Regions from separate parts of the Homo sapiens genome. Here all the other regions are linked to region 1. Evidence: chromatin loops called from intact Hi-C (ENCODE). Cell type or tissue: dorsolateral prefrontal cortex. All regions are shown on one strand. Links, peaks and the distances in the headings refer to the core of each region. The heading gives the core; the rest is flanking DNA. Region 1 holds the start of SLC22A15 (solute carrier family 22 member 15). Region 2 holds the start of NHLH2 (nescient helix-loop-helix 2). Region 3 overlaps SLC22A15 (solute carrier family 22 member 15).

Evidence for each region. Hi-C counts contacts between places; a loop is a spot of excess contacts. Peaks named below come from ENCODE experiments on the same cell type or tissue, not always from the same donor. Only the 100,000 strongest peaks of a DNase experiment are listed, where the experiment ranks them.
Region 2: it touches region 1 in a loop (9-fold over the local background); 8 of 110 quality-filtered maps call a loop at or near these places.
Region 3: a loop joins it to region 1, with 4 times the contacts of the local background. A loop is called at or near these places in 4 of 110 quality-filtered maps.

What each region holds. Positions count from the first base shown.
Region 1 is chr1:115,973,340-115,981,098 of GRCh38, forward strand. It overlaps SLC22A15 (solute carrier family 22 member 15), which reads left to right and starts at 3,174. Exons shown (of 12, transcript NM_018420.3): 1 at 3,174-3,375. The coding sequence starts at 3,289. It overlaps LOC101928977 (a long non-coding RNA gene), which reads right to left and starts at 3,937. Exons shown (of 5, transcript NR_125970.1): 1 at 3,758-3,937. RefSeq lists silencers at 3,021-3,250, 3,311-3,560. In dorsolateral prefrontal cortex, for the core only: a CTCF peak has its summit at 4,058; DNase peaks (open chromatin) are centred at 2,872, 3,372 and 3,942; H3K4me3 peaks cover 3,461 bases; H3K27ac peaks cover 3,588 bases.
Region 2 is chr1:115,837,796-115,845,554 of GRCh38, forward strand. It overlaps NHLH2 (nescient helix-loop-helix 2), which reads right to left and starts at 3,331. Exons shown (of 3, transcript NM_005599.3): 1 at 3,153-3,331; 2 at 2,421-2,749; 3 at 1-585. The coding sequence starts at 577. The coding sequence ends at 170. In dorsolateral prefrontal cortex, for the core only: no CTCF peak of the experiment used is centred there; DNase peaks (open chromatin) are centred at 216, 496, 876 and 1,546; H3K4me3 peaks cover 3,311 bases; H3K27ac peaks cover 2,357 bases; H3K27me3 peaks cover 4,000 bases.
Region 3 is chr1:116,028,980-116,036,738 of GRCh38, forward strand. SLC22A15 (solute carrier family 22 member 15) reads left to right here. Exons shown (of 12, transcript NM_018420.3): 6 at 2,387-2,602; 7 at 6,208-6,348. Among named protein-coding and RNA genes, the nearest start is that of SLC22A15, 56 kb to the left of the region's middle. In dorsolateral prefrontal cortex, for the core only: no CTCF peak of the experiment used is centred there; a DNase peak (open chromatin) is centred at 4,462; H3K27ac peaks cover 4,000 bases.

The sequences.
Region 1 (7,759 bases), core at 1,641-5,640:
GTGATGCAACAATATTGATATGAGACAAAGTAAAAAAGACCAAAAGCACTAAAAAGAGCTATTTCATCACGATAAAAAAGATTCAACTAGTACCTTTATGAGCACACAGAGACAAAAAGAGAACTTGATAAACTCAAAAATGATATTAATTTTGGAAAATTTTGATATATTAAAAACTGATACATTCAGCACAGAAAAATTAAGTAATAATATAGACTACTTAAATAAAATTAGATCAACAAGTTTGATTAATAGTTAGAGAATCTTGCACACAACAAGTGGAGAATATATGTTATTTCAATACACGTGGAACATTGAAAAAAAAAAAAGGCTACGGGCTGGGCATGGTGACTTACACCTGTAATCCCAGCACTCTGAGAGGCTGAGGCGGGTGGATCACTTGAGGTCAGGAGTTTGAGATCAACTTGTGCAACATGGCAAAACCCCATTTCTACAAAAAATAAAAATGAGCCATGGTGGTGTCTGCCTATAGTTCTACCTACCTGGGAGGCTGAGGTGGAAGGATCACCTGAGCTGGGGAGATTAAGGCTGCAGTGAGATGTGATCAAGCCACTGCACTGCAGCCTGGGTGACAGAGAAAGATACTGTCAAAAAAAAAAAAAAAAGAATAAAAAGAGAAAAATCACATATTAGGTCACAAAAAATTAAAACAATTTCCAAGATTTAATATAATCTCTGTCTACAAAGCATATAAATTATAAACAACACTAAAAAGATGGTAAAAAAAATAGCAACCTTTAATTGGAAACAAAAAATGCACTAAAAATAGCTCATTGGTTAAAGAAGAAATGACAATGTCATGAAATATTTAAAAGTAAAGACAACAAAAGTACCACATGACAAAACTTGTCGGATGGAGCAAAGTCCTATAGAAAGGTAAGTACAACCTTAAATATAATTATTTTATTTATTTATTTATTTCTGAGACAGAGTCTTGCTCTGTTGCCCAGGTTGGAGTGTAATGGCACAATCTCAGCTCACTGCAACCTCCTTCTCCCAGGTTCAAGTGATTCTCCTGCCTCAGCCTCCTGAGTAGCTGGGACTATAGGCCTGTGCCACCACGTCCGGCTAATTTTTGTATTTTTAGTAGAGACGGAGTTTCACCATGTTTGCCAGGCTGGACTTGAACTCCTAACCTCAGGTGATCCACCAGCTTTGGCCTCCCAAAGTGCTGGGATTACAGGCGTGAGCCACTGAGCCCAGCCACACATAATTATTCTTCAAAAAGAAATATTAAAAGCAAAGAAGCTAAACTTCAAGTCATGTGGCTAGTAAAAGAATTACAAAGTAACAAAAGTAAAAAAAAAAAAAGGAAAGAATTCATATAATCAATGAAATAAAAAAATTCACAAAACTTTTTAAAAAATAATAAAGTAGACAAACCTCTGGCAAGACTGATAAGATTGGAACAATAAAGATGAACACTATTCAGAATGAAAAATGGGACATAAACAGTTAGACCCTTATTTTTAAAAATCCCAAGAAAACAATATGAACTAGTTTATTCCAAAAACAATTTCTAAACTAGATAAAATAGAAACATTTCTAGAAAAAAAGTGGTTCAAGAAGAAATGCAAAGACATACGAATATATCTAGTTATACACACCTATTTATCTTTACCCATTATCTATAAATCTGTAATAAAGAGGCTCCCCCTGCAAAACAAGCTAAGTCTAGATGGTTGCAGGAGAGTTTTACCAAACACTCACACTCATGTTATGAAAGCACTATAAAATCTTACTGCCAAATCTAGACATAAGCATCAGGAAGAAAAGAAAATTATAGGCCTAGTTCGCTAGTCACAGATGTAAAGTCCCTAGACAAAACACTAGCAAATTAAATTTGGCAATAAATAGCAATATCGTGAGCAAGTATTAATAGGATTTATTCCAGTAAAGTTCAATATCAAAAAAACTATTACCATAATGTACCCGATTATCAGATTCAAGAAGAAAAACAATAGGATCATGTCAATAAATGCAAAAAGCACTTATTAAACTTCAGCATTTATTAATAATGAGGATTCGTAGGAAACAGCCAAAGAAGGAAACTTTTTAAACTATTAATAGTACTTATACAGAAAACGTTTCCTTAAGTAAGAGAGAGAAAAAAATCTTAAGAGTTTATAGAGTTTACAGTTTCCAACCCACTGATAAATTCAATTACAGTGAGCATTCATTTAATTGCTAAAAAAAGAAAGCAGCTGACCAGTAAAGCCTAGCTACCAATACGCTGCAACAGACATCACAATTAACGGAAAATTTTGGAAGCATAAGAAGGATACTGGCAGGTCAAGGACACTAGCTGGTCGCCATTTCTATTCAATGTTAAACTAGAAGTCATGGTCTAGACAATGGAATACTATGCAGCTGTTAAAAAGACAACACATAATAAACAAAAAGGCAAATGAGGTTAGGAGGTGGAGGCATGAGGGGACTAACGCAGGTGTCCAGCGTCCCTTGGCCCTGCCACGCTTTTTTTTTTTAATTTCCACCTGACAAACTGCCGTTTATCCTTTAAATACCTTGGCAGCCATCACATCCTGCCCCTTCGTCTTTTGCACTTCCTTTGTACCTCGTGCATACTTCTATAAGCAAATGTATCCGACGGTTTTACAAGAATTTGCTTGCCTACCAGTGTACTTAACCCATGGCTAGCACAGAATAGGACTGGAAAGAAATGCTGCACAGACAGCACTTTTCTCTGAAGGCTCTAGGGCTCCCCAAGCCCCCGCATTAAACTGGTTTGGGCAAAACGACAGGCATTGCTGAGAGCCGCCAGGCCGCCCGCCAGCTGCGGGTCCCCTGTAGGCAGAGCCCTGGGTCACACGCGGACGCGGTCCCGATGTTTCTTCTCAGGCCCTCAGCCCGGCCCACTTCCTCTTTCCTCACTTTAAGGCGCAGACAGCGGTCCCTCTCAAAACAAAACGTACACCAAAACACCATTTTTTTTTTAAACAGGAAGTCCAGAGGCCCGGGTCCAGGGCATCCAGCCCCGGATCTCGAACGCCCTCCTCGCCCCTCGCCCCGCGTAGCCCGGCTGCGCTCCCCGCTCCCCGCCCGGCGTCCACCTCTCGAGCCTGACAGCCCCGCCGCCCGCGCAGGCGCCCCGCCCCGGCCCGGCCCGCCCCGGCCCCGCCGCCAGCGCTTCCATCCCCGCCCCGGCGGGTCCAAGCCGGTGCCGGGCGCCCAGGGGTTGCCGCGCTGGGCGGGAGGGCAGCGCCTGAGAGGGCGGTGGGGTGGCGGGGTTCCTGCGCGCGGCCCGCCATGGAGGTGGAGGAGGCGTTCCAGGCGGTGGGGGAGATGGGCATCTACCAGATGTACTTGTGCTTCCTGCTGGCCGTGCTGCTGCAGGTAAGTCCCCGCGGCCCCGCAGCCGCATTTCCCTCTTCAGGGCCGCCCGGCGCAGGGCTAGGCGTCCGCTCCCAGACCGCCGGGGCCGGGGCCGAGGCCGAGGCTCTGCAAACACCGAGGTGTGGCGAGCGTCGGGGTGGGGCAGGGGCGAGGCGCCGCGCGGTGGCCTGGGCCCGGCCGGCAGCGTCAAGGTCGCCGGCCGGCCTCAGAGCCTCTTGGGTTCTGCTGGGCCCTCCACCCCGCCACCTTGAGTGGTGGAAGGAGCGTGTTGGGGGAGGTTTCTCAGCCGCTATGCTGGTTAAGGAGGGATGCAAAATTGTGTTACCTGCCCTACGCTGTTGCCTATAACACGCTGCAAATATGAAGGGAATTGTTACCCTACCTGTGGCACTGTCACCTTGGAATCTAGGACACAGTCTTGATAATCTGCAGACAAAAGGTTGTGTCTAGGATCGCCTCCCTCTGCGCCGGGTGTCCTCTGCCTCTTTTCCTGGGCTTGAGGGGGCTTACTCTTCTAGGGGCTTTCAAAGCATAGGATTTATTTCCCTCTGGTTTAAGTTCTGCTGGCTCATTCGGCCCTGCGCCAGCCTTGGGCTGAGACTCCCGTGAGCCGAATAGTGCCATCTACCATGTGTGGTTATCAAATGGAATCACTTCTTCATTATAAAGAATTCTCAGAACCTACTTGTACACCCCAGCCTCAAAATATCGATTCCATATGCGAAAGGTCACTACAGATTAACTGCGCCAGGCAAGGATTAGTCCTTCACCAACTTAAATGGCTCATTTGACATTAGTCGCTTCTCTCAATATGCCAGAGGCATTTCATTCACAAATCCTTTCTTAGTATTTGCTGTGAGCCAGCCATTTTACTCTTTCCTTCAGTCATCAGGTTTAATACGGGCTAGGATGTGCTGAACATAGGGATGCCATGGTGGACAAATCATTGACTGCCCTCAGGAGCTTGCATTCCAGTGGCTGCGGGTGGGGCAGGCAGACAGTTAAGTAATTTAGTTAGCATGTGATGATAGTTATTCTGCAGGAAGTACAGAGTGGTCATGGATATAGCCACCAGTCCACAAGTTGCTTAAAGCTTGCATAAGACAGTGGCTCAACAGGAAGATGGGGGAAGGTAGGGGTTGACTTATTGATTAAAATGTTTGGAAGTTCAGTTGATTTCATCATCAGCCAGAAACGGTTCAAATGATGGAGTCAGTTCTTTTTCTAGCCGAACAGTTCTCAGCTCACGAATATGTGGTATTCTGAAGTTCTTTTAAGCTCGTTGTTTTAGCTTTAAACAAGCTTTCCCCAGGGAGAAAAAACGTTCAAGCTAAATGATAAGAGTATTTAATACCGAGAAAGAAGAATTGCAACCATGATGCCTGATCTTTATTTATAACAGTTTCTTTGAGAAAACCCTTTTTTTCTGTTCCAGCCATGAATTCCAGGAACATACATCCTTTCTTGAACAATCCCAGCTCCCCATCCCTCTATCCCTACCCTTCACTTCCTGTTATCATTTTCTTATTTGCCTAGCCAAGTATCCACTAACTTGGAGTAAGTTTGTCTTCAGTAGAGTGAGGTTCTAAAAAGGCCAGTGTTCTCGGTTTAGGACCTGTTAAGTTTCTCTAACTTACTTTTATTTATGGTTGACCCAGTTAGTTAGAGTTTGCTATCAAAAAGTTCCAAGCCCATGCCTATGACCGTTCACTAAACCTTGGATGATTTATGGTCAGTATTTGCGGTACAAGGACCAGGTCTTAGAGTGTTGGGGATGAGTGACTGATTGTTTATCTTATAGATGTGGGTGGGAAGATGCCCTGTAGCTGTGCTTATACCAGTGGAGGAGATGCCAGCCTAGGCAAAAGTGAATCCTTCACATGCTACGTGTTTTTAAGGACTCAGTTACCCCATTGAGATACATGATCCAGGGGGTTGTAGAGCCACCCAGAGCTACCCTGGGTATGAGAGTGGATATCCCCAAAGACCTCTCTACCAAGTCTGTTGTTGGAGATGTTTTGTATTACGGCAGCTGGTCTGTGGAGTGGGAGTACTGTGGAGTCCCATTGCTCAGTTGTATCACAGGTGATTTCATCATTCTTGGGGATGAGGTTTTGCTTCCCCCAGCAGAGTAAGAAGCCCTTTTTACACAGTTGCCTTAAATGAAAGGGGGTTTTTCTGCTTTTAAAATCAAAGGAGTTTTCGTACCATTGCCCAAGGAAGGGGCAGACCAACAACACAGCAACAAGGCCAGAGAGAGGGAGCCTCTGCTTCAGTGGGAGCCTTCTCCCCATCTGCGATTTGATAATGATTAACCCCAGCTGAGAGGCACAAAACCAGAAGGACAGAGGTGGAAATTTTACAGGCCTTTTAACATTTTCCTTCTTCTGGGACCATTATTATTATTTTTAAAAATGATTTTCCCTTTACCCCAAACACATCTATGTTCAAACTAAGAGGACAAAACCACATAGCAAAGCCAATTCTAAAGGGTTTTTGGTTAACTGTTTTCTTGAATTATTGGTACCATCATGTAGATCATCAAAAGTTACTTCACTATCCAGTTTCCTTTGGCTAGGAGACTTGCCCTCATACTCCTTGCAAACACAATTTTTGGAATCTCAATAGCATTCAACTTTGAGATAACTAAAGAACAGATGCAGATTTTGCAGATTTTTCCTCAGCGTAAGATGCAAATGCCCTGAAAATGGTGATATGTGGTATTAATGTACATAAACAAAAAGTGAAGGGAAAAAGATTGCCTATGTAAAAATGGTTGACTTATGAATAAACAATAAGCTTTACAGTTAGAAACATTCTTACCATCAAAATGTACTTGCTCTCCCTAGGATCAGAGCTATCTGCGATATTTAAATAGGAATAATTCTATTTAGCATATTACTGTTTCTCTTCTGATGGTGATTCCGAGTTGCTGCCATCGTCACTATTTTGTGTTTGTGTATGTGTTTGCTTGTTGTCTAGGCTCTCTGGAGGAGGAGGGTTGGAATACAATTCATTGTTTCTTGATTCCTTTAGACATGCAATGAAAATGGACGTTACTTCTTTGTTCTAAGCCAGAGGCTCCTGCTTTGTCATTTTCCTCAAAATCATGAATCGTACATTATATTATAATTTGCACAGAATTTAAAGCCCCCATTTACTATCAGGAACATGTAATCTATAACAAGCATTCACCAGCAAAATTGTGATGCTGTGCTATGAATCTCATCTTAGATTCTGGTGTTCAGGAATGCATTATTTTTATATATATATTAAGTATATATATATACTTAATAACCTTATTTTTTAGATCCTGGAATGACCAGTGCATTAATATTATCCATGCAATAAATAGCTTTTCTCAGCATTTTAGAAAGTAGAATGATTGCAGAAGAGGAAACTGTAATAGTCAACACACGAAAAGATGTTTTAACTTCAGTGGTCATCTGGGACAGGCATATTAAAATGGATATGAAATACCATTTCACACTTGCTATATTAGCAAACATTAAACAATCTAACAGTACAAGTGTGATGAAATGATAAATAGAAACTATACCCCATTTAGAGAACAATTTGGCACCATCTAGTAGAATTAAAACCTAGCATTGAACTCCTAGGTACACATCCCACATTGTCCCTTGAGCACGTGCATAGGGAGATATGTGTAAGATGTTTACTGCAACACTGTCTATTATAACAAAAGTTAGAACCACCTGACTTTCAAAACAAGACTGGATAAGATGTGGTATAAATTTAATAGAATACAACGTCTGAAATAAATGAACTAGATCTATATATGACTATATGGAGGAATTTCTAAAACACAATGTTAAGTGAAAAAAAAGCAGAACAGTGTATACTATGTGACACATATTCTTAATACAAATTTTAAAAACACACAAACCAATGCTATATTTGTTTCATAAATATATATAAACAGTATAGAAATATAAGAACATGGAGTAGAAAGATCCACACCCAATTCATGAGATTGGTTGCCTCTTGGGAAGGAAGGGAAGGGGTGGGCTTAGGGGAGGGTACAAAGGAGATTGCATCTGTTATCATTTGTTAATTGTGATAGTAGTTTCATGAATCTTATTTTTTGCTTTTCCATATTAAATATTTTTAAGTGAAAAGATGGTAAAGGGAAGAAGATATGCATATCTAAGAGAGAATACTATAGTTTGCTGTATGAGAATAATGGTTCATTCTTTTTTAAAAATCAATATTCCTTTGATCAATTATGGCTGTGAATTGTGGTCCTTTAAACACAGGAGGGTGGGGTAGAGTGAGTTTTATTCAGCCTGTTTTGTTAAACTTCATGTAGAATGCTATCACAGCTTACCTTCCCTATCTGCTTATACGTGGCACCATGTCCCTC
Region 2 (7,759 bases), core at 1-4,000, 140 kb before region 1:
CGCCCTGCTGACCAGAGAGAACAGGTAGCGAGCTTCTTCCCCGGCCGTCTCTCGAGGCGGCCGTCTCGCTGGGCCACCGCAGCCTCCGCCACCCGAGCGACGGCGCCCGTCCGGATCCGTAGCGTTTCGCGGACGCCGGGACAGGCGGCCCCCCGCGGCGCACCCCGCCCTACACGTCCAGGACGTGGTTGAGATAGGAGATGTAGCAGATGGCCAGGCGCAGGATCTCGATCTTGGAGAGCTTCTTGTCCGGGGGCAGCGTGGGCAGCAATTTGCGGAGCTCGGCGAAGGCCAAGTTGAAGGCTTCCACGCGGATGCGCTCGCGGGTGGCGTGGGCCGAGCGGTACTTGGCCGTGGCGCGCCGGCGGCGGCGCTTCTCCTCGCGGCTCAGCTGCTGCGGGTGCGGGTAGAGCGCGGCTCGGCTGCCGCCCTTGCCGTCGCCCTCGGCCTCCTCCACCGGCTCCAGGTCCGACACGCTGCCGAGCACCTTGGTGTCCGTGCCGCCCAGGGACTCCGGATCCGAGTGCGCCGAGCTGGGATGGTCCGAATCTGCTGCTTGGTCCGGACTCAGCATCATTTTGGAGGCTGAGGAGGGGTCGGAAAATTAATCAGTAAAAGGAATCAGGGTATTTTGCTGGAAGGATGGCTGCCGAGGCCTACCACGCCGGTCCTCCCAGCGGACGCGCGGCCCGGGCCCCCTCCCCACAGCAGGCCGGCGCGCGACGCGGGAGGGCGCCGATAGGATCTGGCCCGAGGGCGCGAGCCCTGCGCCTCGCCCTGGCGCGGGAGCCGGCGGGGACGCGGTTGACCCAGGCCGCATACTAGACTGGACACCTCGACTTGCAGACGGCCACAGCGGGCCTGTGGCCCTGGGCCTGGGGAACAACCGCAGGCCTGTGGGGTCGCGACTGGGTTTTTGTGCCTCTTCCGGCCAAATGCCAACCGCGCTATTCCTCCTCCCTCCCTTCGTCCCCTTCCCGGACAAACGAGCGATTTCGAACAACGAATACATCTGGGTTTTCACGGGGGCGGGGAGACGCGGGGTGCACTTCTCGCCCCGAGGGCCTCCGGCGAAGCAACCCGGCAGCCGCGGCGCCCGAGGGCCTGGCGCTGGTCTGGGGCTGCGCCGGGGGCGCCTGGCTCTGGGGTGCGGCCGGTCAGGAATCCCCATCCTGGAGCGCAGGCGGAGAGCCAGTGGCTGGGGGCGGGAAGGCTTCTTGGACCCCTCGCGCTTCTCCGAAATCGTAAAGAAATGACTAAACAAACGTGGGGGAGCCTTTAAAAAGAAAATTGACTCCGATGCCCTCGCAGGCTCCCGGAGCACCATCTGTCACGCAGACAGCCACACACATAGGGGACCTAGGGACACGGCGACGTGGGATCAGACAATGCGCCCGGCAGTCTGGCGACCACCTTGCGGGAAAATGCCGGCAGCCGGGCCGCTGAGGGAGGAGAGGATGCAGAGGGAAGGGAAGAGAAGGGAAGGGCCCGGGGCGGGGCAGGCGGGGACTAGCGGGTGCAGCGCGTGTTGTCCCGGCGGGAGCTGCATCTCTGCCGGCAAAGTTCGGGCGCTCCCGGAACCGGAGCTCGGCAGGCTGCAGCTGTCCCCGGGTGGCCTGGCCAAGTCCGGGCATGTCGGTGCTTAGCCTTCCTCTAACTTAACTGTGCCCTCTTGGAAACGCCACCTGGCCAGGCTTCTCTGGGGCGCCTGGAGCACTGGCCCGGACTGTGCGCCTTCTGGGAGGGGGCCGCTCAGAACCGCTGGGCTTCCGGGTAATTCGGGCTTCGAGAAAGGGCCCGGCAGGAGGAGAAAGGCCCCTGCAGGGGCTGCACGCACCGCCCCTGGGCGTCGGGAGTGAGGACCAGGCTGAGAACTCGGGGCCCCGGCGTGGGCAGCCTCCACGACGCTCGGCACGGGAGAAATCCGCGTCGGCGACGTATAGGAGCGTTTGCTTCTAGAGAAACAAAAGCAAGGGGATGGGTGATCGGTTCCCAGCACCGCACTTGCAGAGGAGCGAATTGGGCCAAAACAGCTTTAATTTCCCTGCGAGGAAATCAGGTCCTCTACGGCAAAATAAAAACAAATGCTCCCAGAGAGCTGCATGTGACTCCCTACGGGCTTTTCTCGGGTACGTTTATGAGTAGAACAACTTGCACCTACACAGTCAGCTTGAAAGGGCAGAAATAAATAGACGAGTAATGGAAAATCACAATAAGCCACTAAATAGTTGTAGTTCTGGTAAAAAGTTCCTGGGTTGCCCTCAAAGCACATTAAATTCTCCTCTAGATCTTTAAAAATATTCATAAATAGTATGCCGTGTATGCGTTTTATCTCTTTATGGAATGAACTGCATCTATAGATACAGTATGAATAATCTAACTTATTTCAAGCTGAAAAAAATTATTTAAAGGAGTCTTACCTTGCAAAAGCCTTTTTGATAATCTGTTCTCCAATCTTTAGAGTTAAAATTCCAAGGAATAGCGAGGGGAGATTCCGGAAAATATTAAAAGCAGCAAATATTTATTACATTCAAAAATGAAAAAGCAGCTGTCATCTCGCTGGTGTCCGCAGCGAGGGACAATAATATCTCAGGATGTAGACGATATGAATGATTGTTCACTTAGTTGATAGATTTTTTAAAAAACGCTTTTTCCTTTTAATTGTTCTCAAACATTGCAAGAAATTCGTTGATGATTTTTTTAAACGATGTGTTGAAAAGTCTCGTGCCTTTTTTCCTCTTCTAGGTCTCTAAAAATAACAAAAGAGATGCAGAGATAAACACAATCACATCAAAGGGCTGATTCCTCCACTTTCTAATAGCGGAATAATCAATAAGAAAGATGGTTAAGATAAGATTCCGCTCCTATCGTATGCCTTTCTTTTCCTTAATACGGCTGAGCAGAAACTGGGAAGTGCAGGACAGAGATGTGATCTTGCTCAGAAGTGATTTTTTTTTTTTTTTTGAGATAAGGCTTTGTTCAGCTGATATCTCCCCAGTTCCCAGGAACACAATACTGTAACTAGGAGCTAAGGTTGCCTCTTCCTCTTCCCTCACTTACTTGTATGTTGTATAAATAGACACCTATTTTCCAGTTTCAAAGTCTTTCAAGGTTTGGCTATATCCCCCGTCCCCAGCCCCTCTTCTCTTTACCTTGTAGCAAAATATATATAGTCAGTGGCTTGGAGATGCTTGGAGAAAGGTTGGTGAAAAGTGAACGTCTCCTGGAGTAACAGTGACAAGGAAGCAGAGAAAGACGGGAAGAGGGTGGGAGAGCCAGAGCAAAGAGGCAGAGATGCGTGTGTGGCTTCTGGGCTCTCCTGGTACCAATTGATTCAGCCTGGAGATGGTGGAAGAGATAAAGGCTTAGGAAGGGGGATGGAATTTTTTTCCCCTAAATTGATATTTAATGGGAAATCCTATTGGACAGAAACCTGGACATGAGTCACTTAATTGGACTTGACATCTGTCACAGTGTGGGAGTTTTCACAGCCCAAATATTTTAGCAGATCAGATTCCCACTGAATCTGTGCCATAAAATATAACAATTGAAAAGCAGTTCATGATAGAAATCTTAGCCTCTAAACAGTATCTAGCCGTAGTCAGGCTATTTCTCTTTTCCAGATTATTGATGAAATATTTAAGTACAAATAAACAATATATTGACTATCAAAGAATTCCCCTGGCATATTACAAAGCCACCACTTTCCCTTAATATTTAGAAAAATATTTGTGTCCAGAACATGGAAATATATACTATATAAGATGCTGCAATAAAGTATTTAGACATGCAACAGCCAACATTTATTAGAGATCATTTACATTTTAAAAGATACTTCAGTAAGGTTTGATTAAGCATATTAACATTTTTGAGAAATGATCTGCTATGAGACTAACTTATCAATAGATGGTAAGAACCTTTCAATAGATTAAGCCATTGGTGGAACTAGAAAGAGAATCCACATATTCACGGACCACGACATGAGATAATTCTACTTTTCTGTATGTTTGTTTTTCTCTCCACCCACTCATTCATTCAAGCTGAAATATGACATGCTACATGTGTTGATTATTGCACTTCATTCTTGCCCATCTTAACATGCTAATATATTGTACTGCGTGGCAGTGCTTGTGCCAAGATGTAAACACAAATTACCAGTGTGTCCCAGTACATAATGCCTTTGCCTTACATGATCCCATGGCCCTGAATTTGTATACCTTATAATAAAAAATAAAATCTAGTTCAATTATTTTGCCACTTTATGAAGATACTCATAGTTAATATCAATAACATATTATTTGTGATTATTTTAGCTTGTTTTGATCATACAAGCTTAAAGAAATAAAAGAGCATTACAGCCTTACTCCCACCCCGCCAGTTCCTAGGGGAACATTTGTGGAGAGAGGAGTCCTCACTTGTCTTCCTTAATTTTGCCCTAAAAGCAGATTTTATCACCAGGGGAGGCACATTGAGCAGCCCACCCCTGGGAGTGACCCTCCGGGTTTTTCATGGCTTCCACAAGTACTATTTGCCTTTGCCCACATTTTTGCTCCTTTGAGAGATTCCTGGACCACAATGGGGCAGGGGTCGGGGAAAGGAGGGAGTGCCTCCAACAAATAAGGGCACCAACACTCCCCAGCCTTGCTTCTGCCTAACCCCAGCACAGAGGTATATTTTAGATATCCCCAGAACGTTAAAGTGAAGATGGAAGCCGGTCCCATACAGGTGGCAATGGAAATGGGTGAGTGGATAAACACCCCAAGGTGGTGACAATGAAGGGAGAAGGGAGGTTTTCTCACTCTAGTTAGGAACAGCCAATGCTAAGCATTCACACACAACCAGAAGTGTGCACACAGATGCACACCCACAGACACCTGTACCTCCTCCCCCTTCATCATACAAGCTGGCTGGCTCTATTAGACCACCACACATCCATACTGATGGATTGAAAAAAACTGGTGGGTCTAATCACCATAGCTCTAGAGTGGGCAGCTGCTACAGTGGGAAAGGACCAGCATCTCTGGTTCCCCTGGTGTTGGGGAGTCATGACAGGGTGTGCCTATCAGGGCAGGTCCAATTCTGCTATGGTGTGTGTGATACCAGACAAATTCCCTTTTATGTTCAGGCTTACTCATTCTATACCAGCAGCCAGCATACACAAAAATTAATGCTTACAGAAGTAAGCCTGTATAAACAGGTACACACTCAGATCCATACTTAGTGATGCCTAGCCACACTGTCATAGACACAGACATGGATTCACATTCACACACACACATTCTTTCTTCCATCAAAGCCTCCCCCTCCCCCACCCCTTTGCCTTTTCTAAGACCTCCCTGGCACAGATGGCCCCTCCTTCTGTGCTCCATAAGCACTCCTTTCATGTCTCCCTTAGAGACTACATATTGTGTACCGTGATTCTTGGTTCTTGGTTACCACACTGGTCTCTCTTCCTAGGCTATGATGCTTCCAGGGGAGGTCTGTAGCTTATATCCCCAGCACTAATGTCTGAGCTTGACACATTATAGGTACTCAGTTCATTTATGATGTGACTCTATGTACAGAGGTACCCCAGATATTTGTAACATAGAAACGCTTCCACTAAAGGACACCCATGGTTCAGTTCTATCAATTTTCTTTCCTGTAAAAATGAGAATAATAATATTGCACTTCTCATTTCACAGGCTCGCTATGAGACCCAATGTATTTGAAAATATTTGATGAAATAGTAAGCACCATACAAATTATGATATTATAGACTATAAGAGTAATATTAAATAATATTATTAAATGAATGGGGAGGTGATAAGTAGTGACTTAAAAAGTCCGGCTTTGTGGCTCTGTCATATGCTAGCTGTGTGAATTTAGTTGTAAGTTACTTAACCTTTTTGGACCTTAGTTTTCTAATCTGTAAAATGAGAATAATCAAAGCATGTTATGTAATGTTATGTCATGTTTTTTTCTGAAGGTGAACAAGATAATATATGTAAAGTGCTTAAACTAATGCCTAGAACTCATGTTCAGTAAGTGTTGGCTATCATTATTATTATTATTCAGTATAAATACATATTGAGGAACAGATATATATTGACATAGAAAAATAAACATATCCAGATATACTCACCCGTGTGTGTGTGTGTGTGTGTGTGTGTGTGTGTGTGTGTGTGTGTGTGTCTGTCCATAGCTCTGGTGGCCAAACTACAATGAGCATTTTCCATGTGTCAGACCTAGGTATAGTGACTTTGCTCATATTAACTTATTTAACCTTCACCACAAACCTGTGAGGTAGGTAGGTACTGTTGTCCCGATTTTGTGTATAAGAAAACTAGGACATGGAAAAGATGGTAATCTACTCAAGGTCACATAGCTAATAAATTATGGAGCTAAGATAGAGATTCAGGTGGTCTAAATTCAGAAACTGCACTCTCAGACACAAAGTACTACTGTTTCTGTCATTGTATCCTACACAGATATACTCACACAGAACTATTCACCAAAATGCATATGGCAAGGGAGAAATACACGTACACACAAAACTTAGATAAATGGCCACCTTTGCATTCAGGGGTGGTTAGTGAGTGATATGGTTTGGCTGTGTCCCCACCCAAATCTCAACTGGAATTGTACTTGCCATAATTCCCGGGTAGGAGGTAATTGAATGCTATTCTCATGAAAAGAGTAAGTTATCATGAGATCTGATGGTTTTATAGGGAGCTTACCCCTTTGCTCAGCTCTCATTCTTCTCTCTCCTGCTGCCTTGTAAAGAAGGACATGTTTGCTTCCCCTTCCATCATGATTATAAGTTTCCTGAGGCCTCCTTAGCCCTGAGGAACTGTGAGTCAATTAAACATTTTTCCTTTATAAATTACCCAGTCTCAGGTATGTTCTTATATCAGCATGAGAATGGACTAACACAGTGTCAGTGTAGTTTAAATACTTACTGCACATCTAGTGCTTTGCCAGATACTGTTGGACTACAAAGGCTTTGTAATTATTTGTTACTTTTATGAGACATCTGTTTCCAACCTATTTTTTAAAATTTTGTACCCCATAGATAAAAATTTAGGGCATACATACTGAGTATATGTATATTTATATGTATATACCCAATTATAACTACATAATATACTAGTACAGTAGTACATGTATAAGCTTTGTACATGTACTACTGTACTAGTATATTATATAATTATGATATACAAAAGATAAGCAAAGATATGATAAAAATATTTATTTTAAAATTTGTAAGTATTTATCAATAGATACATTTATAAATTTAAATATTCATATTTATTATTAAATATATGATAAACTTAAAAATAATATTAATAAACTAATTAATTTTATTTATTAACAGCACAAAAACCAATTAACAGCATAAGGTTTTATTGATCATGTATAACTTCTGAGAGCAATAAGCTTAATTTTGTTAAACTCATTGTTTAACCCTTTGAGATAATGATTTGATCATCTGGTTTTAAGATCAATTTATTTAGAATCTGTTTTTTGGCTGATATAGCAGAAAGAGATGTAATACAAAAATTCAGATGGTATCACAAAATATGATAAGCATGTGAAGTGATGGATATGTAAATTAGCTTGATTTACTCATTCCACAGTGTAAACATATATCAACACATCACATTGTACATCATAAATGTATACCATTTTTATTTGTCAATTTAAAAAAAAATAAGAAAAAGTGGAAACATCCCAAAGGTCCATCAACTGATGGATGGATAAACAGAATGTGATATAA
Region 3 (7,759 bases), core at 2,158-6,157, 56 kb after region 1:
TGGCCCTTATGTTTCTGCCTCATAATGGAGCCATGTTCTCTCTTTCTAAACTGAGAGCTCTCCAACAGTAGCAGGCTCTTTGCTCCATGATAACATTTTCCCCAGTACCAAAGCCAGGGGTTTCCACACAGTAGATCCTTGGACATTGCACAAATGTTGGCACAAAAACATTTGGAATCACCTTTAGAATTTGTAATCAGCAACATAAGAAGCCACATTATATACCTTATTTGTTTACCAGAAACATTTTTACCTAGCTTAAAAATTCCTTATTTTCACAATACTTCAATTTCAGTAGATTTACTTTTTTTCTGAAAACCAGGGTCCCCTTAATTTACAAAGATTTGCCACCTTTAATGATATTCATGGAGCGGTTTTGAGTTGGGCAACATTGTTAAATTAGCATTTTAGCTTTCAAAGGAGCCCACGGCACAGATGACCCTGCTGCTATGTAGAGGACGGCATGTTCAAAGGCCTGCTCTTTCTTTTAAAAACGTGTCTTACTGTTTTGTACGTATAATCTGCGTGTGTTGGAACTCTGTTTCCAAATCTGTCCACTGGCAACTAGGTGACCCTCTTTAGAAGCAAGCTTATTGGCCTCTCAAAATGCAAAGAAATATAAGACCGTAAGTTTTCATGATCAAGATAAACCCTTTGCCAGGTAGAAATAGTTTTATTAACTCAGAGCCGAATTTCTAAAGCCTTCGTGTCTCTCAAATACCAGCTTTAAAATGATTTATAAAGTTTTAAAAGTAATTTTTATTGCTTATAAACAATTTTGAAAACACAGAGAGGCTAAGGGTAGGAGAAAATGACATATAACCCAAAGATAATGACTGTGAATATTTTGGCGTATTTTCTGTTGTTTCTTTTTTATTCCTCCCAATCCTCCCCAAAATAATTTTTATTATCATATATTTTCTCTCAATATTTATCACAGTAGTCCTCTTTCATTTAGACATAATCAAGTGGTTTTACGTAATAGCTCCTATATGCCCCTATGGATAGGGCCAATAAATCCTACTCATAACCTGCAGACCTAACTTCAACAGAACAATGTTTTACTTGATTATTTATTTGTTTGTCCGTAATAATAATCAAATGGCAATGAAGAAGTAAATGGAAGGATTTTTCAGGATGTTATAGATGGCCTTTGTTCCTGCTTTTGCTGACAGTCAAATATTGTGCGTGAATATTCCTTTCCTCAGTAGCAAAGCTCCTGGGAAAACTCCTGCCTTTTGGTTTCCAGCATCTTTCCTTTCAGCACCATTACATTACTCTGTACAAAATTGAAATGCTCAATAAATGGCTGTTGACAGACTGGCTGTCCATTAAGTTTCCAAATCCTGTAGTGTTTGTTCCTAATTCACTATCCTTATTAGAAGGCACAGTGAATTCTATAAAGCACCGTAAATAGCCAGTTTTATTCATCTAAGTTTCATTTTAGGCAGATAATGTCAAATTAGATTTAAAAAAAAAACAACCTTGATTTGTGTCTTGTAAACAAGGCTTCCATATTCCTGCCTTGGTTTTGTCTTTGGAAAGTCCTCTGAAAGTGTAGGTAAAATGGGGAAGAGGCAAAAAGATACATAATATTTAAGTTTTGAAACTCTTTGAATATATCAATGGCAATATAATTATCCAACACTTTGTAGTTACATTAGAAAATAACTGTTGTTTTGTAACTAGAAGTTGGTCAGGAAATAACTTCTATTCTTTAAGGTCTTGGGGGATCAGGAAATATCCTCAGGACATATTAAAGCCAGTGTGTCAGGTGATTTGAGTATTTTGAAGCAGTAAACACTCAAAAGTAGCTTTGGTAAACTTGGTTTCATCTTTATGTGTAGTCTTAAGATAATCTCTACCTCCTACATGTCACTATGTTAAAAATATTTCAGTTTAAATTTTTTTTTCCTGATGAGATAATAAAGATTTCTATCTTGTCAGGCTTTTTTAGAACTTAAAAAAACCCATTGTCTCTACAGTATTTTCAAACAACACTTGGCTAGGATTTAGAGCCATATCTTTGACCTGTGCTTTATGAAGAATTTTCATTATTCAGTCCTATAGACTGAATAATATGTTAATATTTAACATATTAAAATTCACATATTAAAATTTATTTAAAAATAAATGCATACTGTTTGCTTTTTAAACTGCAATTGTAAAGCATGTTCTTGGTTTTCAGTGATAAAGTAGACTACCATTTAATGTTAGCATGCTGTTGAAAGTAGCCCTTTCATATGTTATTGGGAGAGTCAAACTTTAAGTCTAACATGGAATCCCATTTGTGGTGCAGGAATCCACGTACTGAGTAGGTGATTTGTCTCCTTCCTGTGCACGTGTACCTATATGAATATACAGGCTTTAATGACATCTCTTTCAGATTCATTCCTGAATCACCTCGTTGGTTATACTCCCAGGGTCGACTGAGTGAGGCTGAAGAGGCGCTGTACCTCATTGCCAAGAGGAACCGCAAACTCAAGTGCACGTTCTCACTAACACACCCAGCCAACAGGAGCTGCAGGGAGACTGGAAGTTTCCTGGATCTCTTTCGTTACCGGGTCCTGTTAGGACACACTTTGATCCTGATGTTCATCTGGTAATTATACTAAGGCGTGTTCTGTTGCTCTTTAACTAAGGTTGCTCGAGCTTCTCTTGATATCCTGCTCCTTCTTCAGGGTACAGGGAATTTTACCTCTTTTGTTAGCTTGAGGTTGTTTTCTCAACAGCAAGTCTCCTGATCCTTAGCGCCTGGTTTTCTGCTTGCGCAGCCCCGTCTTTCTCAAGTAGCAGATGATAGTGCCTGATGGGCAGGTCCACTGAGCTTGAGTAAGTAGACATCAGAAGCACATCTTTGCTTTTGAGGTATTTATCATAAATATTTAAGCCTTCCTGCCCCTTCCCCTGCAAAAAAGGAAAGAAAGCAAATAAGCATGGTAGAAATAGATGAGTTTTTAAATAGGACTTTAAAAATACTTACCTTTGGCACTGGCATCAAGCAGTTTGCTAGCACATTCTGATTGCGGTGCTCCATGCTGCATTTTCTGTGGCACTCCCACTCACTAACTCACTGAGGTGGGCTAAATATGATCCCTTGTACAGATGGGACCCCAGGAGTTTGAAGTGATGAACCCTAAGCCACATATGTAAATCAGTGATTGAACTGATGAGCACTTTCTGAACCTGATTTTTCTGGTTGTTTAGCTTATTCCCACCTACCTTTCAAAATGCTCTCAGCGTGAGTGTAAGTTGCATTCAGCGGTTCAAGATGGTTTCATTTAAAGAATGAAGTTGTAGAAAGAGGAGAAATGGATGGGTGCATACAATTTGTGGATTGCACATGTGTTTTGATATTGTACATACTGCTAATGTGCCATAAGTGTTATCTGGGCAAAATCATACCTACTAGCCTAAAGGACAGTTGTGCTGTGGCTTATATGTATTTGCCATGAAGCCTGCATGGAGCCCTACATTTCATGCAGGGATAAAGGAAAGTGATTTTATATGAAAGTGATCTTATGTATAAAGCTACAAAGAATAGTAGCTTTAGAATAAGAAGCTGCAAAGATATTTTTCTATATCATATACTCTTTTTCTACCCAAGCAGTGGCTGCCACCTGTATGGTTGGGGGCCATGTTAACCAACTGCTGCTTTCCCCCACAGAACCATCACAGCACTAGGAATATCACAGATGCATAATAAATGTTGAGGCTTGGAGGCATGGAGATTAAGAAAACCGTTGAAAGCCAAACCTGACAACACAACATAGGAGCTGCTAATTTGAGGTTCTACCCATTCAAAAGCAAATACTTACAAAGTATGTTCAGGTACTTAGGGCTCCATAAAACTTTACATTTGTGTATCACATAGACAGTCAGTCAACCTCTGCCTTGGAGGAACCACCTACTTGTTGCAGATTATTCACTATTTTTATTTTTTCCCCCATGTATATTAACTTCTGGGTTCTGGCCTTCAATGGATAAACAAACAAACAAACCCTAGACTTAGGGCCAGGGAAACTGTCCCTGTTCATTTTATTTCTTACACAGCCAAATAAACTTCTTCCCTGAGGCTGAGAATGTTAAAACATGTGATAATAGAGACAGTCACTCCACATATTGCCGTTCTTTTTGAAGATGCTATAAAATTCTAAAATCTTCTCTGTGGATCTGTCATTCAAGAAAGCCTTAACTGGGGATTCAAATTATACCTCTGTGTTAAACATCTGTTCCTTTAGTTATTTTCCACAATAGTGCCTTTTTAAATAATTATTTGATGCTCTAAATATACTGTTAAATATTATGCAAGCATTTTAGATTTTGTTTGGGGGACATAAAGAGGATTGAAATGATTTTAATAGCTGTAATTATGGATCCCAATGACCAACTCTATGACGAAGGCAACTTGCAGAGCAGAGGCCCAGCCCTGGGGACAATGGGCCTTCCATGCTTCATGCTCTCCCCGTTCTCTCTCACCACCAGCTGGGAACTAAATTCCACTATTGTCCTGAACTGGCTTGTCTATTCTTGCCCTGACTTGATACTGTCACAGCTTGATTTAAATAGGGGTGTCTCTGTGTGTGTGTGTGTGTGTGTGTGTGTGTGTATGTGTGTGTGTGTGGCTGGAATTTCTATTGTAAATGCAGAACAGACACAGAAAACCAACTGGGAAACAGCATTATGTAAATGCTGTTTCTGCAGGTGTAAGGGATTTTAAAAACGTTTTAGAAAACTGCATGGATTTAAATTTATTTTGCCTTCTGCTTTCATGCAAGATACCTGGGAGACAGTGAGAACAGACAATGCAGTGTCACCTTGCATCCTTACATGTGATGTCCTGGCTACAATCCTGCCCGTTGTCCTTGGTATATGAATAACACTTCATCTCAGTAAGAAATCATGCATAATACTTCTGGCTCATTTGCTAGGGAGGGCTGGACTACTAACCACTCCAGCTTGAGGGTCCCTTCTCTTTACATCTCTCTCTTCTTACATTACTACAGCCTGGGGTACTTGGCCCACTTCTGAGATTAAGCAGAGATGGAAATAAAACTTTCCCTTTCCTGACTGATCTCATTATAGCCACAGCTCATTAGAGTTTCTCTAAGGAAAACTAAAGGGAAGCAAATGAGAATGTCCCCTTAATAAACACTGATCAAACTGTGTTGCAAAAGCATAAAACCTGATGAACTTAACAAAGCTTCGGTGTTTTACTGCTTGTATAGAAATTTGTGGTTTACCAAACATATTCATATTTTTGTAAAGCCCAGTTTCAGGGTTTTATTTTTGTTCATTCTATTCTATTTTGTTTTGTTTTATTTTAATAATGCAGTTTCCTAGGCATAGAAGTTCCTACTACCACCATTACTGTGTTTGAGGAAGCCCTGATTTGGATCTTTAGGTTGGCACTTGGCTTCCTCAGCTCTTTAGTTCTTGGATTGTAGGAGAGAGGCTTGGTGCCTAGCACTATGCCTGCCACCCAAGAGGAGCTCCCTGTTTGTTTCAGGAACGGTGTACATAAATAAATTAATGGCTTTTTAAGTGACCCTTCCTCGGTTGTTCCTCCTAGAAGATCCTGCCTTTGCTGTGACCTTTAATTTTTCTTTCCTGTTCTGGGAGTCTGTATCATGTGCACCTGCTGAATGCAGGATGGGGTTAAAACCTGCAATGGGAAGTGTCTGGATCATTGGGGATTGGAGTGCCAGTCATTTTGGGCCTGCAGGTGACCCACTGAAGATCCAGTCACTTCTCAGCTCATGTTCTTAAGGCCATCTTCTGTTGGCTTTCTCCATGGGAGTTCTTTTCTAGAATCATTTCAATAATATTACAACTATCTATAACAAGTGTTCCATAAATTGTTGCCTTAAATAAAGAATAGGGTCATTGTGTTCTATTAATTGCAGAAATGCTTGCTGAAAGCACATGCAATGTCTTTCCTCTTTAAGGGGCTGGCCATCCATTTGATTTATATAACATATAGACATAGCTCAAATTATTTCCAAACCCCCATAATTTTTTTGTTTTTTCCTAGTGTTGAAATTTAGATTAAAATAGAAAAATTAGTAGGAGAGACAAGCTTATTGCTTACAGCAGATCAAGCAATTATATTGAACCAATATTTGAATCTCCTCTGGCAAATTCTTATGTACTTTTCTGTTGTCCTTCTTGTCTTTTACCTCCTGGTCCTTTGACTCCCAATTGCAGGTTTGTGTGCAGCTTGGTGTATTATGGCCTAACTCTGAGTGCGGGTGATCTAGGTGGAAGTATTTATGCCAACCTGGCCCTGTCTGGCCTCATAGAGATTCCATCTTACCCTCTCTGTATCTACTTGATTAACCAAAAATGGTGAGTAAGTGTGGATGAATATGAAGTGCACCGTAGAGAATGCACACATACACATATGCCCTCTGATACACATGCATATCTATATGGTGTTGTCTTTGTATGCAGTATCAGCTGATTGCTCTGTGGTGATTAGAGTTTCTTTCCATCTAAAAACAGTTAGAATTCATTTCTTAGTGCAGGATTTCTTGAGTTTCATGTTTACGAGTTTTTATATAGATTTCAATTCAATATTGAATATCGAAATCCAAGATAGTATTGAATATTACCATCAGAGGGTTTATGAGTAGTCTGTATGTAATTTGTTAGTCTCCAGAGATGAGATTATTAGTTCTGTGTAGATGAAACTCTATAAACCCAATTAGCAATAAATATTTAGAAGTTCTTACAAGAAGACAAATAATTGAAGGAACTAGAAAGACTTTTCTTATCTTCTGTGGCCCATCTTACTTTGTTGAGGAGGCAGAAGATAAAACCTTCTTTTGCTACTCATTGTCAGTGGGCACAGTTTTGAGATAGATTTTAAACGTTATTTTATAGAGCACCCTTTCCTCAGTTTTTGAGATTGCTTCTGTTACTTAGTGCCTGACCAGGCCACTTAAAAATCCCATTCTGTATGAGCTGGGAATCAGTTGGATTATGCCATTTCTTTTTCTCCAAAAATCATCATTCCAGCCAAACTCAGAATTTCTTTGGTGTTGTGCTTAATGCCCTTGTCATGAGGTTTTAGTCTAGAGTGTTTTGAAGGGCAGGTTTGGATTCTGTTAAATTGAAGGCTTGTCTCCCAGGGAGTGTTCCCAGTTGCCTCTGCTGATCCCTGTGATAGAGGCTACAGCTTACTCTCATCATGATCCAAGAGCTGGATCAGGTATTGTATTCAGAAATCTTTCCCAGCACCCCCAGTTGTGCCAGATGCCTTTCCTCTGTGCTGCTCTAGCACCCTGTGCATACCTCTGGGGCCACTTAAAAGTGTTATAAGGAAGCCGTCCATGGGGGTATCTTATGTGTCTTTGTATCCCTGGTGCTTGCCTAGCATGGTGTGTGTTACTTGAAAGGCCTTCCATATTGACTGTTAAATTAAGCAAAATGACCTGGAAAAGAACACTCAAGACCTTCTTAGCGCCCCCCAGAGTTAGGATTGAAATCTGAAGCAGAGGGAAGGAATGCTACCTTTGTGACCAGGCAGACCTGAATTCAGATCTAGTCTTTGCCATGTGTTCGTTTTATGACTTTGACAAGTTTCTTCACTAAGCCTCCCTTCGTACTTATCCCCAAACCAGGGATTGTAAAATTCACTGGCAAAATTATCAAAATTATTGAGGTTCCTAGTAAAAGTACCTAGCATGTTGTAAGCCCCTAGAAAAGGGAGACTTTCTAATGTTAATATCTTTCTTCCAAGTCTAAGGCTTTTATT